3 separate regions of the Mus musculus genome follow, and regions 1 and 3 are each linked to region 2. Evidence: chromatin contacts called from ENCODE POLR2A ChIA-PET data. All regions are on one chromosome and are shown on one strand. The core of a region is the stretch at or near the end of the contact, and the rest is flanking DNA. Distances in the headings are between cores, read along the strand shown.

Region 1 (4,270 bases), core at 801-3,300, 190 kb before region 2:
CAGGTTCCCAGACACTCTGTGCGCTACGCTGTGTCATGCCCTCCTCCCATCTGCCTGTCACACCCACAGCTCTAATCCTTCATCATTTTGTCAGCATGCATTTGATCTGATTCTGAGTGAGCCAGCACTCAGCCTACACTTGTCTGGTCACTCCGAGGCTGGCAGTCTTAGCATCTGCTCCCTCTATGGTCTATGTATTCCTTGGTTTATTCTGTAAAATATATCCCAACTTAGAGAACTTAAATTGTTTTTTTTTCTTTGGCTTTGTTGTTTTTGAGACAGCCTCACGTGGCCCAGGCTGGCTGGCCTTGAACTTGCTATGTGGCTGTGGATGACTTTGAACTCCTGATCCTCCTATCTCTCCCTAATGCTGGGACTACAGGAGTGTAACACCAGGACCAGCTAGGATTAAACTACTGGAAAGTTCAGGCCCACGGTCCAGACCCTTGGGGATTGGCTGTGGGACAGGACCTATCCCAGATGTGTGAGGTATGGCTTCAGCCACATCCTGTGCTTTGGACGTTGGGTTCTCGAGGCCCATTCGCATTCAAGTGTTCCTGAGGTTTCTCCTAAGCGGGAGCCACACTCCAGCCTTTGCCTCCTCTCTGCCTGGGAGCCATCCCCTCCTCCCCTTGCTCTCTGCTCATCTCTTAGGAGGTCCCTTTACCCTGACTACTCTCTCTTCAGCCCTCAGCACCCACAATGTCGGTCCGTTTTCCTTTCCTATCCTACACATCACCTCTAACACATTTACGGTGGCCATGCCCTGTAAGTGTTACCACGGAGAGAACCTAAATAACTCCCCCTAATTTCAGTTGTTCTCTGTTAACTTAAAAAGCTACTCACTGTGAAGGTCACACAGTGTAGCAATGCAGTGTTGGTCTTCCAGTTATAGATTGCAACTGACCACAGTTAAGAATGGTTGCCTGGGTTACTTTTTTTTTTTTTTTTCTAAACATCCTGAAGACTGAAAGCACTCTTCAATCCAGCCTTGGATGAGTGATTGGAGAGAATAAAGAGGCCTGCCTCTGTCTTCAGACAGTGTTGCATGCAGATATATGGGACCATTTGAAAACACTTTGGTTCAAAAGGATAATACGGGGTTAACTTGACCTAGAGCCCACCCCCCTTTAAAGTCACCTACAGCAGTGGTGACTACAATCATCAGTCCATGAAATTAGCAAAAAGGGACAGCACTGCCTAACCCTGAGTCCTGGAAAGTCCTGACTTTGTCTCAGAAAACATGACCACTACTGTCAGCCAGCTCTGAATTGAGAAGCATCTTTGGCCACTGAATAAAGATCTCTCTTGCCAATGGCTTGTGGTGGTGGTGGTGGTGGTATGCCAGGAACATTTTTCCAAGTTTCCGCTGTGCCTCTCTTCCCTGAACTAAAAGGCTGTGTCCGGCCAGGCATGGTGGCACATGCCTTTAACCCCAGCACTTGGGAGGCAGAGGCAGGCGGATTTCTGAGTTTGAGGTCAGCCTGGTCTACAAAGTGAGTTCCAAGATAGCCAAGGCTACACAGAGAAACCCTGTCTCGAAAAACCAAAACCAAAACCAAAAAAAAAAAAAAAAAGAAAGAAAAAAAGAAAAAGAAAAAAGGCTGTGTCTGTCTTCCTTGCACTATAAACACCATGAAGGAAGGGTCCCTTGTTTTAGCCACTGATGGGTTCCTACAGACTGGAACGGTTATAGCAATTACCAATGGTGGAACCAAAGGAAATATAAACTAATACTTGTGGGAAGGAACACTTGGATGGGGGATCAAAAGGCCAGCCTTCGCTGGGAAAGTGGCGTGCATACAGTTGAGTCTGAAGGCATTTAACGGCAGTATTTAAAACACTTGGAAATAGATGGGAACCAAATACTTCCAGGCGTGTTGGCTAACTCCCCCACCTGCTAGCTGATCCTCTCCTGGATTTCACAAGTACAAACCGACATAAATCCAAGCAAACCAAATAGGACCCAAATCCTCACTGAGTCAAAGCGGTCGTCTTGCCCCTCTTGCCTCACTGCCGAACCTTCCTCGATGCTTGGGGACCTCAGACTGAACAGCGACATCGCCAACGCGCTCGAAACCACCACGTGCGGCAACCGTTGAGTCCGTGCTCCTGTAAGGGGCGCTGTGCGCCTGTGCTGCGCCGAAGTCCCCTGATCTGCCCAGAAACTCGTGACGCTTACTCTGCCTCTTAACAGGATTGGCTGAGAGGAGAAGCGTGAACAAATAGCTTAAAAAGCTGGGTGCTTCGGAAGAAGAGTAGGGAAGCCATCTCCTGCTTCGAAAGGAGTGCGGATTTGTCTCTAGACAATCGCTACTGAGCGAGGCTTGGTGATGCAGACCCATAACCCTTGCTTATGGGAGCTGGTGGCAAGAGAAATACCAGTGCAAGGTCATGCCTTGATACTTGGGCTGTTGGTAGACAATAAGCTAGGTGGGGACAGACAGTAAAGTCAACCATGCCGCACTAAGCTCTTTAGACAGGCTTTCCCAAAAGTTACCGGCGTTTAGACTATGTAGAGCGGTGGGGTCCTTTACAGGCAATCCTGCGATCGCGTGATACAGCAAAGCAGGGCTGTTCCCAAAGTCGGGATGGAAGGGAAGGTGGAAGCGCCTCTCCTATCTCAGACTCAGCTCAGAGTCCCTGAGAGTTCTGAGAAGCCCAGAGAGCTACATTCTGAAGTCCCCTGATGAAGATAAGTGAGGACACTCGGGTTCGTGGATGGAAGTGTTCTGATTTGCTTTCTCGGGGAAAAGAAATGCCAGAGGATTGGCTAGGGTGGCCCATGCAGGAAGCCAGTTGGATGGGGTGGAAGACATGCTGAGGAGCTAGGAAAGATTTGGGAAAACAGAAGTACGTGATTCAGAATGGGGGTGGGGGTGGAAGATGACGGTGGTGTCGAGAAAGAGAAAGCTCTAAGCTGTTGTCACCACCTTGCCTTTTACCCCTAGCATGGACTCTAACCCTTCGAAACCATAAGGCCAATTAAATGGGTTTTGTTTGTTTGTTTGTTTTTAAAGACGGGGTGTCTTTGTGCAACACGGCTTTGTAGACCAGGCTGGCCTTGAGCTCACAGAGATCCACTTGCCTCTGTCTCTTGAGTGCTGGGACCAAAAGTCTGCACCCCCCACATGCAGTTTAAGTGTTTCCTTTTCTAAATTGCTTTGGTCATCACATTTTGTCACAGCAATAGAAAAATAGCCAATATCACCGGAAAACAGCTTTAATGTATGAGCTATGTCTCCATCCCTGCAGCATCCTTTTTACTGACCATGTAACACTGTTTCATGTGCATTATCTGATTCTCTGTTGTCAGACACTGATGCTGTTACATGATATAAAGAAAACACTAGGACCATAACAGCAAGCCTTGGCTCTACAGAGCAGCAAGTCAAACTTGGCTGACCCCACAGAAGATTCACAGGCCAGTTCATGCAGGCTTAGCTTTCCTGCTCTTTGAACAAAGGAGCCCCTCCCCCACCTTCTGGAGACAGGATCTTATTATGTACACTGTAGCCAATAATGAAACTGACCTTCCACTTCTCTGGCCTTCACCTCCCAAGTGCTGAGATTACAGGCATGCATGACCACACCCAGCTTTATGTGGTGCTAGGGATGGGAGGCAGGGCTCCACGCATGCTAGGCGAGCACACTGCCAACGCCGTTATATTCCCCAGTCCAGAGCAAAGAAGCCGATATGACACGCTAGCTTAGGAGTAGAAGAAAACATCTGGCAAACACTGATGGCAGAACCCAAGCAAAGCTGTAAACGTTACAAGTCATTTTTTCCTTCCAAAAGAGCCTTTCCAGACTTCATAAGCTCCTCTTTGCCAAGCCTTTGTCACTGCAGCCCCAGAAGCCAATTAAATGAAGTTTCTTGGGATGTTCCAGGATGGGAAGCTGAGCTCCTAGGACCTAATTCCATGTTCTTTTACATCAGCTCTGGTCCCTCCACTGTCTGCAGATTCTATACTTTAGATTGCCTGTTAGATTATGTATGTAAAGACTGTGATCACAGAAGAGTTGTGTGTGTGTGTGTGTGTGTGTGTGTGTGTGTTTGTGCACTTTCAGGGCTTTAATTTTCAAATGGCTTCCACTAAACAGGTGCTCTGAACCAAAGTCACTTGAAGGTGCCTTTCTGGAGACAGACCCCCCTCCCCCATTCTCTCTGCCCAGGAGGTCTAGTTCTTAGGTAACTGAGCCTTCACTCTGCCCAGACAGTCTTAGGTAACTGATCCAGACCTTACTTTTCATATAAGTAATTCATGCT
Region 2 (4,550 bases), core at 1,516-4,015:
AAATTAGATTCTTCTTTATTAAATGTTTGAGTTTGTTTGTTTATTAGGTTCTGAGGAAACAGGAATTACAATAAATTTAAGAACAGCCTGGTCTACACAGCAAGTTCCAGGGTAGCTAGGACTACACAAGAAGACTATCTCAGAACAACAACAAACAACAAAAACAAAAAAGGAAGAAAGAAAGAGCTAGAGAGATGGCTTAGAAGTTAAGAAGACATACAGGGTGATCTTCCAGACAACTTGGGTTCAATTCCCAGCACACACATAGCAGCTCAAAACTGTCTGTAGCTCACACCCTCACACAGGTATACATGCAAGCAAAACACCAATGCAGATGAAATAAAAATAAATAATTTTTTAAATGTGAGAGAAAGACAGAGAGAGGAAAGCAAAGGTATTTAAGAGAATGCTAGGGACGGAGCTCAGTGACAGATGCCTGCCTAGCCTTCACAAGACTTAGGTTTGATGCCCAGCACTGGAAACACAAATACATTTAAAAAGTGACATGGGCTCAAATAAAAAGACACCATGCTCCCTGTTCTTTTTCCTTTGGGACTTTACCCACGGAGTTTCTTTCCTCCCAGCAAGGCCTTTCCGAAAACATGTTCATACACTAGCTGAAAACATCTTCAAATTTGAAAACAGGCTCTCCTCTATTTTCATACTAGATAATGAGACGTTGCCGTCATTATTGGATACTCACACACTGGTTTTACAACCAAAGTGTTCCATGTGAGGTCTGTATATCCTCAAGGGTCTCATACTCCCGTTTGCGACTTAAGGCTCACACACCGGGCAAGAAGGAAAGCGTATAAGACTATTACAATACAGGTCCATAATTCAAAGATCTAGCTTAAAGTCTGTAGCAGTAGGTAAATGTGGGGAAACAGGGAAGGATAAAAAGAATTCTGTTCCCCAATAATATATAAGGAAATATGTGCCCCATATAATAAGCATTCCATAAACATTTATTGGAATATATTGTATTAGACATGTGAATAAATAAATGTTGAAATGTAAATCCTTACTAGTTTCCTTTGGTGTCTCTCAGATGAGAGTTCTATAGAAAAAAAAATCTGAAATATAGCATGGAAAGGGAATAGAAAACCCAGCAAATGAACAAATCCTTCCCATACTGTATGAGGGGCAGTCTGATAAAGAACAAAGCAATTAACTTAAAGCCAGAGTAAGGAGTTCCACCACAATCGAGTATCTGGCCAATTTGCTACTGCACCCACAAAACCTCCTACAAAAATGACTTGACCTTGCTTTAGGGCAAAACAAACATTAGCATTTCATCTTATGGAGCACTCACACAAGCAATGAATACTTCTGCAAAGGAGACTTTCACTAAATTTCACCCCTTTCTGACTTAGAATAATACTAAATATTTTTGCAAAACCTGATTGAGACCAGGAAAATGAGCATCACAATACCTGCCCCAACTGGGGAAGCAAAATATATTTAAAATGTCACACATTCCTTAGCTAAGTCCAAGACTTTTTGATAAAGAACCAAAATTATGCAAAATATATATAAAACAGCTCAAATATTTTGTAGAAGGCATTAAAAAAACTTTTCTTAGATTACATCTTCACAGGAGAATTACAAATACTGACAAAAAGGAAATGATTTCATAGTGATCCTTTTATGTACCGAATGCCTCTTTCAAAAAGTTACATAGTTGCAGGGGTAGCGCAGGATAAATATAAAAGCCGGGTTTTTCCAAAAGTAGGGTTTGAGTTATAACCCTCAGCGCTCAAGGATTCTTAACTTCCAGTAATCTGCGAGGAGCGCAGCTCGCATTTCTCAAGCCTGCTATTGCTAACAGGGATCCGCGTCGAATAGCGTCGCAGTGGATGCCCCGCATACCCTCCCCCCGCGTCCCCCTCCCCCGCGCAGGAGAGCGCACAGAGCTCCAGAGCAAAGCCCCGGGAACTCACAGGCCAGCCTGTGTGAGCAAAGGGAAGGAAATGACACAGGCAGGAAAAAAAAAAAAAAAAAAAAGCAAATCAAGGAAAAGACACAACAGCAGCTGGGCCTGCACCAGGCTCCAGCCCCGGCCCCACACTGAGCTCCGGCTCCCCCACCCTCAAGCTCGCGCGCCAGCTCGCTGGGGACCGCAGTGGGCCGCCCGACGGGCCTCGGTCCCGCAGACCCCTCCCCGGGATACGCCGGCCGCATGCCCGGAAAGAGAGTTGCCGAGTGGGTTTGGCCGGTAGGGCACCCCCGGAGGTAGCCAGAACGGCGCCCCGATCGAGGCACCGCGGAGAGGCGAGCGGTCCGCGATCCTCAGCCCCGGGCCCGGCGAACTGTCCATGCCTTGTCAGGCGGCGGCCCAGGGTCCTCCTCCCCTCAGCCTGGGGCGGGGCGTCGCGAAGCAGCGCGGGCACAGGCCGGGGCGGTGGCGGTACTCACCCATGGTGGCGATGGCGGAGGCGGCGGTGGCGACTACAGCCCAGAAGTGTCACCTCCGCAGCCGGGGCTGCATGCCGGGGGAGCGGGCGGCGGGGACGGCAGCGGGCCTGGCTCCGCGCGGGGGCCGTGGGCTGCGCTCGGGGCCCCCGCCGCCTCCCCAGGCTCCGGCTCCGGCCGCGGCCGGGCGCTGTGGCATGAGCAGGTTGGCCCGCTACATCCCCGGCGCTCCCAGGCTCGGCCCAACCCGGCCTCGGCGGCGCCACTCGACCGGGCCGCCTGCGAGTCCTGAAGTCCAGAAGACGCTCCGACCGGCCACTGTTCTCCACCTCAGGAACGCTCCGAAAAACAAACCGCTGGGCGCGCAGCAAGCCTTGCAGCCTGTCACTCATGCCAGCATCTGCCAATCGCATGCAGCCGCTGGGCCTTGGCACTACCCCCACTCTCATTACCAGCCAATAACCAGGAGGAAGTCAGATACTCCCGCCTCCTCCTCCCCGCTCTCTCCCAACGCCCTCACTCTCATCCGCCAGCTAATCACGACGGACCAATCCCGCCTACTCTCACAGGATGCCAATGGGCGAAGTCAAGGCGATTTCCGAGGGCTGGCTAGAGCCTGCCAATCACTGAGACAGCGCCCGTCCTCTCGCGCCTAGCCAATCACGGAGAGAGCGCTGAGTACCCGCCGCGGAGTGTCGCTAGCTGGCGCTCTCAGCCTCTCTGGCCAAGGTGTGGGCTGCTCCAATCACTGCTCCGGCTTGAGGCTCCGCCCACAACCCTCTGCTCAGTTGCGGAACCCTCGGCGGGCGCGCGGGCTGGCGCCGTTCCCCTCGGCGGCTACCCCGGCCTGGCGCCTTGCAAAGTCGTCTTCTGTAGAGGCCCTCAGAAAAAGAAAACCTTCGGCCCTATGGTTGTCGGTTGTTGGCGACCTCGAGGTGCTGAGGTGTCCGGCCCCTGCTGGGGCAAAGTGTCTGGCGCGGATTGGGCAGGGAAGGTTTGGCTCGATGCTTTCAGGCTACTTGAGCTGCGCGATACCCTGAGTAGCCTCGGCTTACAGGCAGGGGGATGGTCTTGTTACTTCTCTCATCCCCCTGGGTCTCAGACCTCCGAGGCCACACCTGATACTCCGTCTTCAAAGGCTAGGCTAGTGCTGGAATGTGGGTCCCCACATTCTGAGTTCTGCTAGAGTTGCTTTTGGACAAGTTTTGCTCTTAGAATTATAAAAGCGAGACACGTTTTTAAAAGAAAACTTAAAAGTGCAGGAAAACAGAAAGAAAAGCCCTACCCTGAAGATAGTTTTATCTATTTCCTACCTAGATATGCAACGTTAGACAAAAAATAACTTCATATTGTTTTCTGGTGTGCTTACACTTTTGTGCTTCCTGTGCCACTAAATATTGTCTCAAAACAATTGTACTGGCTGTGTGATCTTTCAAAAGAGCATTGTGATTAACTTTTTCAACCTCCATTGTTTCAATAATTCATACACCCAGTCTTAAGATTCCAACTCTACCACAGTTAGTGTGGCTTCCCTTTCTCTGGAGACAGTTCCAATGACATATTTCAGATTCCAGAAAAATCTGATGCCATTTTCAGTTGTCATTTAGAAACACTTACCTTAGGAGGTGGCTTTGGAGTATCAGATCTCTTAAGGAGTGTCTTACGCAATTCTTTTTCTTCATCCCCACTCTCAACCCATACTATTAACTTTATTGTCCTCTCTCTCTCTCTCTCTCTCTCTCTCTCTCTCTCTCTCTCTCTCTCGTGTGTGTGTGTGTGTGTGTGTGTGTGTGTGTGTGTGTACGAGGTGTTTGTTGTTTGAGACAGAGTCTCTAACCTAGACTGTCCTGGAACTTTTTTTTTTGTTTTTTTGTTTTTTTGTTTTCCGAGACAGGGTTTCTCTGTAGTCCTGGAACTTCTTTGTAGTCTGGTCTGAAACTCACAGATCTATCTGCCTCTACCCCCTGAGTACTGGGATTAAAATTAAAGGCCTGTGCCACTGTATCTAACTCGTTTTTCTTCAAACTCTCAAGTCTCATATTCTCACTTGATTAAGTCCCTAATTTATGCCGGGTAATGATGGTGAACGCCTTTAATCCCAGCACTTGGAAGGTAGAGGCAGAGGCAGGCAGATT
Region 3 (4,483 bases), core at 87-2,586, 130 kb before region 2:
TAAGCAATTCAAGAGAGAACAGGCACAGAGGCAAGGCAATAACAATTTTATTTTTAAATGAATCACTGCAATTCTCCTTCTAGGTAAAGTAAAATAACATTTTCGCCCTGGAAGAATAAATTTTTATATCAGACTTACTGTTCACTTCCCACCTGTCAGAACAGGATTGGACTCTACAAAGTTTAAACGAATTAAGACATAACCTACCACCCACGACGGGTGGTGATGCACGCCTTTAATCCCAGCACTTGGGAGGCAGAGGCAGGTGGATCTCTGAGTTCGAGGCCAGCCTGGTCTATAGAGTGAATTCCAGGACAGCCAGGGCTACAGAGAAACCCTGTCTCGAAGGAAGAAAAAAAAGAAAAAGAAAAAGACATAATATCTACTCTACTTAATAATTGTTCAGCTTAATAGCTGTTCAGGTATGTGTAGGAGACAATACAGAAATAACACTTGCAAATAGTAACAACAACAACAACACAGTAGGAAAGCCACAAAACCACAGCCTAAAGGGGTAGGGGTGAAAAGGGAAAAAGCTAAGATGACAGAAAAGTTTATATATGCTTCCAAACTTGACTAGTATAATTTTTTCCTTACGATTCTGATACAGGTTTTCAACCCATATATATTATTCAAATCAGGTAGGCTCAAGTAGGCCGCAAAAAGTTTGTAACTATGGTGATGATGTTAATCATGATCTACTCAAGGTTTCACAAAGATCAATGACTATCACAGCCTTCTAATCTGTCAACCTCCGCTACCGAGACCCTCCCCGCCTCCATTTGTGGGTCCGCAATCCCCAACAGCTACCTACAAGGATCAATACTCCTCCACTGGCTCTCACAGCTTCGGAGCCCAGCACCCTGAAAAATCCCTTCCTGGAGCCCATCAAGCACCGCCTCCGGAAAGCCGCCAAGTGGGCCTCGTTAAGACGTGCAAGGAGCAGAGCCGTGGGAAGGCAACGTAGCTCCAGAGGGCCACCTCGGGGCTCCAGATCGCGTACCCATCCCTGCCCGGACCCCCGCAGCCACCCGGGTCCCCAGGCTCTGCCGATTCTTTGTTAAACGAGGCCGAGGTTCCTCCGCCCTCGCCAGGCCCCAGTTACCTCTCGTGTCCCCCGGGCTAGCGGCACTGCGTCTGGCGAGCCCTTCACCCAAACCCGCTGCCGCGGCTGCAGACGCAGTTGCTACTCCAGTCGGCGCGAAAGAACCCCCGCGGCCCTGCGTACGCGCGGTGCGGGACCGCGTCCAGCCGCGCTCTTCCTCCGCCCCCTTCGCCGCCGCCTCACGGCCCGTTGCTGACTGGGGGTAGGGTGGGGGGAGCGTCTGACATGCGCGCTAAGTAGAGCGCGAGCCGAAGGGTGGGGCTGGGGCTACGGCTGCCGAAAGGCGCCAATTAATGCCGCTCTTCCGATTCCGGAACGCAACATAACTACGTCACACACCCCGGACGGGAATCTGGTCCTGGGTGAGGATTGTGTCTGGGTCGTGTAGTGAGGGAGTCTGCAATGAAGAGAGCCGCGGCGATGGGGAACCGCCCGAAAAACTCAAGGTAATAAGGTGTTGATTGGAAACTTCATTTACATAAGAATGTCCACCTTCCCTTAGCTCTTGTCCCTTGCCAAAAACCAAAGCAACACAAAAAACCCACGACTCGGGCAACATTTCCCTTCATGCCTCTGTCCACATGGCCCCATAGACTATGGCCACCTTTAGCTTCCGGAGCATCCGATCAAAGTGACGTCTACCCGACGGACGGAACCCTACGGGAGAAACGCAGCCTCCGCTAGTTAGAGCACTTGTAGCCCAGGGGACGCTGGGGGTTACGTAATTTTCCCAGCAGCCCTAGCTCGCCTTGCGCGGATGTCCTGAAGGCCGCGCCCCGCCCCCACCCCGCGCGCAGGCGCAAACTAGCTGTACGCATTCTACGTAACGGACGGCTGAAGCTACGTGAAGAGTAGGGTGCCGTGACTGAGCTACCTGTTCTGGGCTGTTCAGTGACATCGCGGCCCGCAGATTATCTTTGCGACCTGAAGACAGAAACCAGACAAAGGCAGGCTGGTTGGAGGTAGTGGCCTCAGGAGCCCCGGGCCCGGTTGCAGCCTCGGGTGCAGGTAGGTAGCGGGGCCATGACATTCCAGTCGGTGTGACCGTGCCAGGCCGAGCGGTGACTAAGTTGCATGGCCGCAGAGCCAGGTACTGTTTCCCTCCTAACCAACCCTTTAAGTCCGGCCGGTGGTGACATGCATCAATACCCTCAACTTATCTTTCCAGAATTAAAAGAAAAAAAAAAAGACTAAACCTCTGTCCATCCTTTTCTGCTCCATTTTATGTTGGGCTTTAGGAAGATTTGGGGGAAGGTTTCGAGTAGATCCCAACCAACAGGACAAAATCTGAGAAAATATCTGGTGTGTAGCCAGAAGAATAAAAGAGCATCGAACTAGGCTTCTCCGTGGTGGACCTAGGACTAGACACTAGAAGTTTCACGGAAGCAACCGCTTCTAGAGTCGACCTTACCCGAAGGTTTCTAACATGCAAGTTATTTGTAACCAACACTTTACTTTGTAAGGTGACAGTAATGTCTACATCATTTCTAGAAATTTCATCATTTTGACTGATGCCACAGAGGCCTGGGAGGACAAGCAATGATTGCTACATATACTCCTTTTTACTGAGAGAGCTTGCGGAAGATAATCAAGATGGGTGTGTTAATGTTGTGCCTGGCTTGGAGTCTAGTGTTTTCTGCTTCAGAAGTCCTAGAGGCTGGATGGCCTGGCAGAGAGCTGTGCATCTGAGAAATGGGTTGACAGGTCCAGCTGAGTCTTATCAGAAAGCCAGTGCACAAATGGCTTGGATAATTTTAACATAAATAACCTTGAGGGAGCCTGTATGAATTCCATTAGAAACACTTCTGTGTTGTGAACACTCCTGGTATAGACTGAAATGGCCAGACTGTCAAATTGACAGGGATATGTAGTTACTTCTGCTTGGACAGGGAGCCACTAAAGCAGACGCTCTTTGTTCTTTGAGGCAGTGCCTCTTACTCTTGCAGGCTGGCCTAATATCACTATGTAGGACAAGGCAGGGCAGGCCACTGGAACTACTATACCTGCCACCACCCCCACCCCCTTAAGTATAGGGTCTCGCTATGTAGTCCTGGCTAGCCTTGAATTTGGACATGTGCCTGCATTTGACTCCTGAGTACTGGGATACCTCACCCACCCTACCGGCCCCTTGGAGCTTTTGAGACAGGGGTCTCCTGAAGCCTGGACTCACTATGTAGAAGAAGATGGCCTTGGACTCTCGGCCTCAGTCTCCCAAGTGCTGGGATTACAGGAGTAAACCGCCACACCCAATCTTATATGGTCCTGCTATCAATTTAGACAGTCTCAACAGCTTGAGTTACATCCCCAGCCTCCCTTTGTAACATTTTAAAAATTACATTAATTTATTTATTTGGGTCAGGCATATATAAAGGGGGAGGTATTATATCGCTGTGCATGGAGAGGTCAGAAGACAACTTCTAGTTTAATCATCAGTCGTAATACACATACCCTATCAGTAATAAAACTCTTACACGCATCTATCCTTTAGGCTGAATTTCAATGCTTAAAAACAGATGTTTATTGTTTTTGTTTTGTTTTTTAGATAATTAAAGATATAGGACTGGTGTTTAGATTAGGGAGCAGAATTGAAAATGTAGCATAAATGCTTTTGTTGGTTGGAAATATTTTTGCATTGTACTCTGTGATTTCATACAAAATCAGTACCTTCAGTCTGAGCCCGTGGAGTAACGTGGTAGTTGGACTGATGCATCTTCTTTCTGTACTTAAGTGTTCACACTTGCGGTGATCTGAGCAAGTGTGTGTTCAGGAGAACGTGTCTGCAGGCCAAACACAGATCTACAGTTGGTCTGTAGGTAAATGGCTGTCTCTTTTAGTACTGATGGTGAAGCCAACCTTATGTATGTCACAAGAATGACAAGAGTTACACTGGCTTCTTTCCAGTCTGCGTGGTTTTTATTTATGGATTATTTTGTAACTATTTACATATCCATAATTGTATCTTATTCTCTATAGTCTTTAGTTCTTTTATAAAGGATTTTTAAGAATAATTTATTTATTTTTATTTTATGCACTTTGGTGTTTTGCCTGTATGCATGACTGTGTGAAGGTGTTGGATTCCCGAGAGCTGGAGTTGCAGACAGTAGTAAGCTGCCATGTTGGTGCTGGGAATTGAACCTGGGTCTTCTGGAAGAGCAACCAGTGCTCTTAACTGTTGACCCATCTCTCCAGACCCTAGAAAGGTTTTAATAGTCTCTCAAAAATACTTTTTTGGTTTTTTGAGACAGGGTTTTTCTGTATAGCCCTGGCTGTACTGGAACTCACTCTGTAGACCAGGCTGACCTCAGACTCAGAAATCCACCTGCCTCTGCCTCCCAAGTGTTGGGATTAAAGGCGTGTGCCGCTATGCCCGGCTTCAAA

Evidence for each region. ChIA-PET counts read pairs that join two places held with the same protein, here RNA polymerase II (POLR2A).
Region 1: POLR2A ChIA-PET joins it to region 2 with 15 read pairs in embryonic stem cell. The contact joins the promoter of Tcam1 here to the promoter of Map3k3 in region 2. POLR2A ChIA-PET finds 5 or more read pairs at or near these places in 3 of 5 experiments (Patski and embryonic stem cell).
Region 3: POLR2A ChIA-PET joins it to region 2 with 25 read pairs in embryonic stem cell. The contact joins the promoter of Ddx42 here to the promoter of Map3k3 in region 2. POLR2A ChIA-PET finds 5 or more read pairs at or near these places in 4 of 5 experiments (Patski and embryonic stem cell).

What each region holds. Positions count from the first base shown.
Region 1 is chr11:106,274,502-106,278,771 of GRCm38, reverse strand. It overlaps Tcam1 (testicular cell adhesion molecule 1), which reads right to left and starts at 2,050. Exons shown (of 8, transcript NM_001379686.1): 1 at 1,979-2,050.
Region 2 is chr11:106,082,802-106,087,351 of GRCm38, reverse strand. Map3k3 (mitogen-activated protein kinase kinase kinase 3) reads right to left here and starts at 2,765. Exons shown (of 16, transcript NM_011947.4): 1 at 2,419-2,765. The coding sequence starts at 2,422.
Region 3 is chr11:106,213,779-106,218,261 of GRCm38, reverse strand. It overlaps Ddx42 (DEAD box helicase 42), which reads right to left and starts at 1,336. Exons shown (of 18, transcript NM_028074.4): 1 at 1,106-1,336. Ccdc47 (coiled-coil domain containing 47) reads left to right here and starts at 1,895. Exons shown (of 13, transcript NM_026009.2): 1 at 1,895-2,113.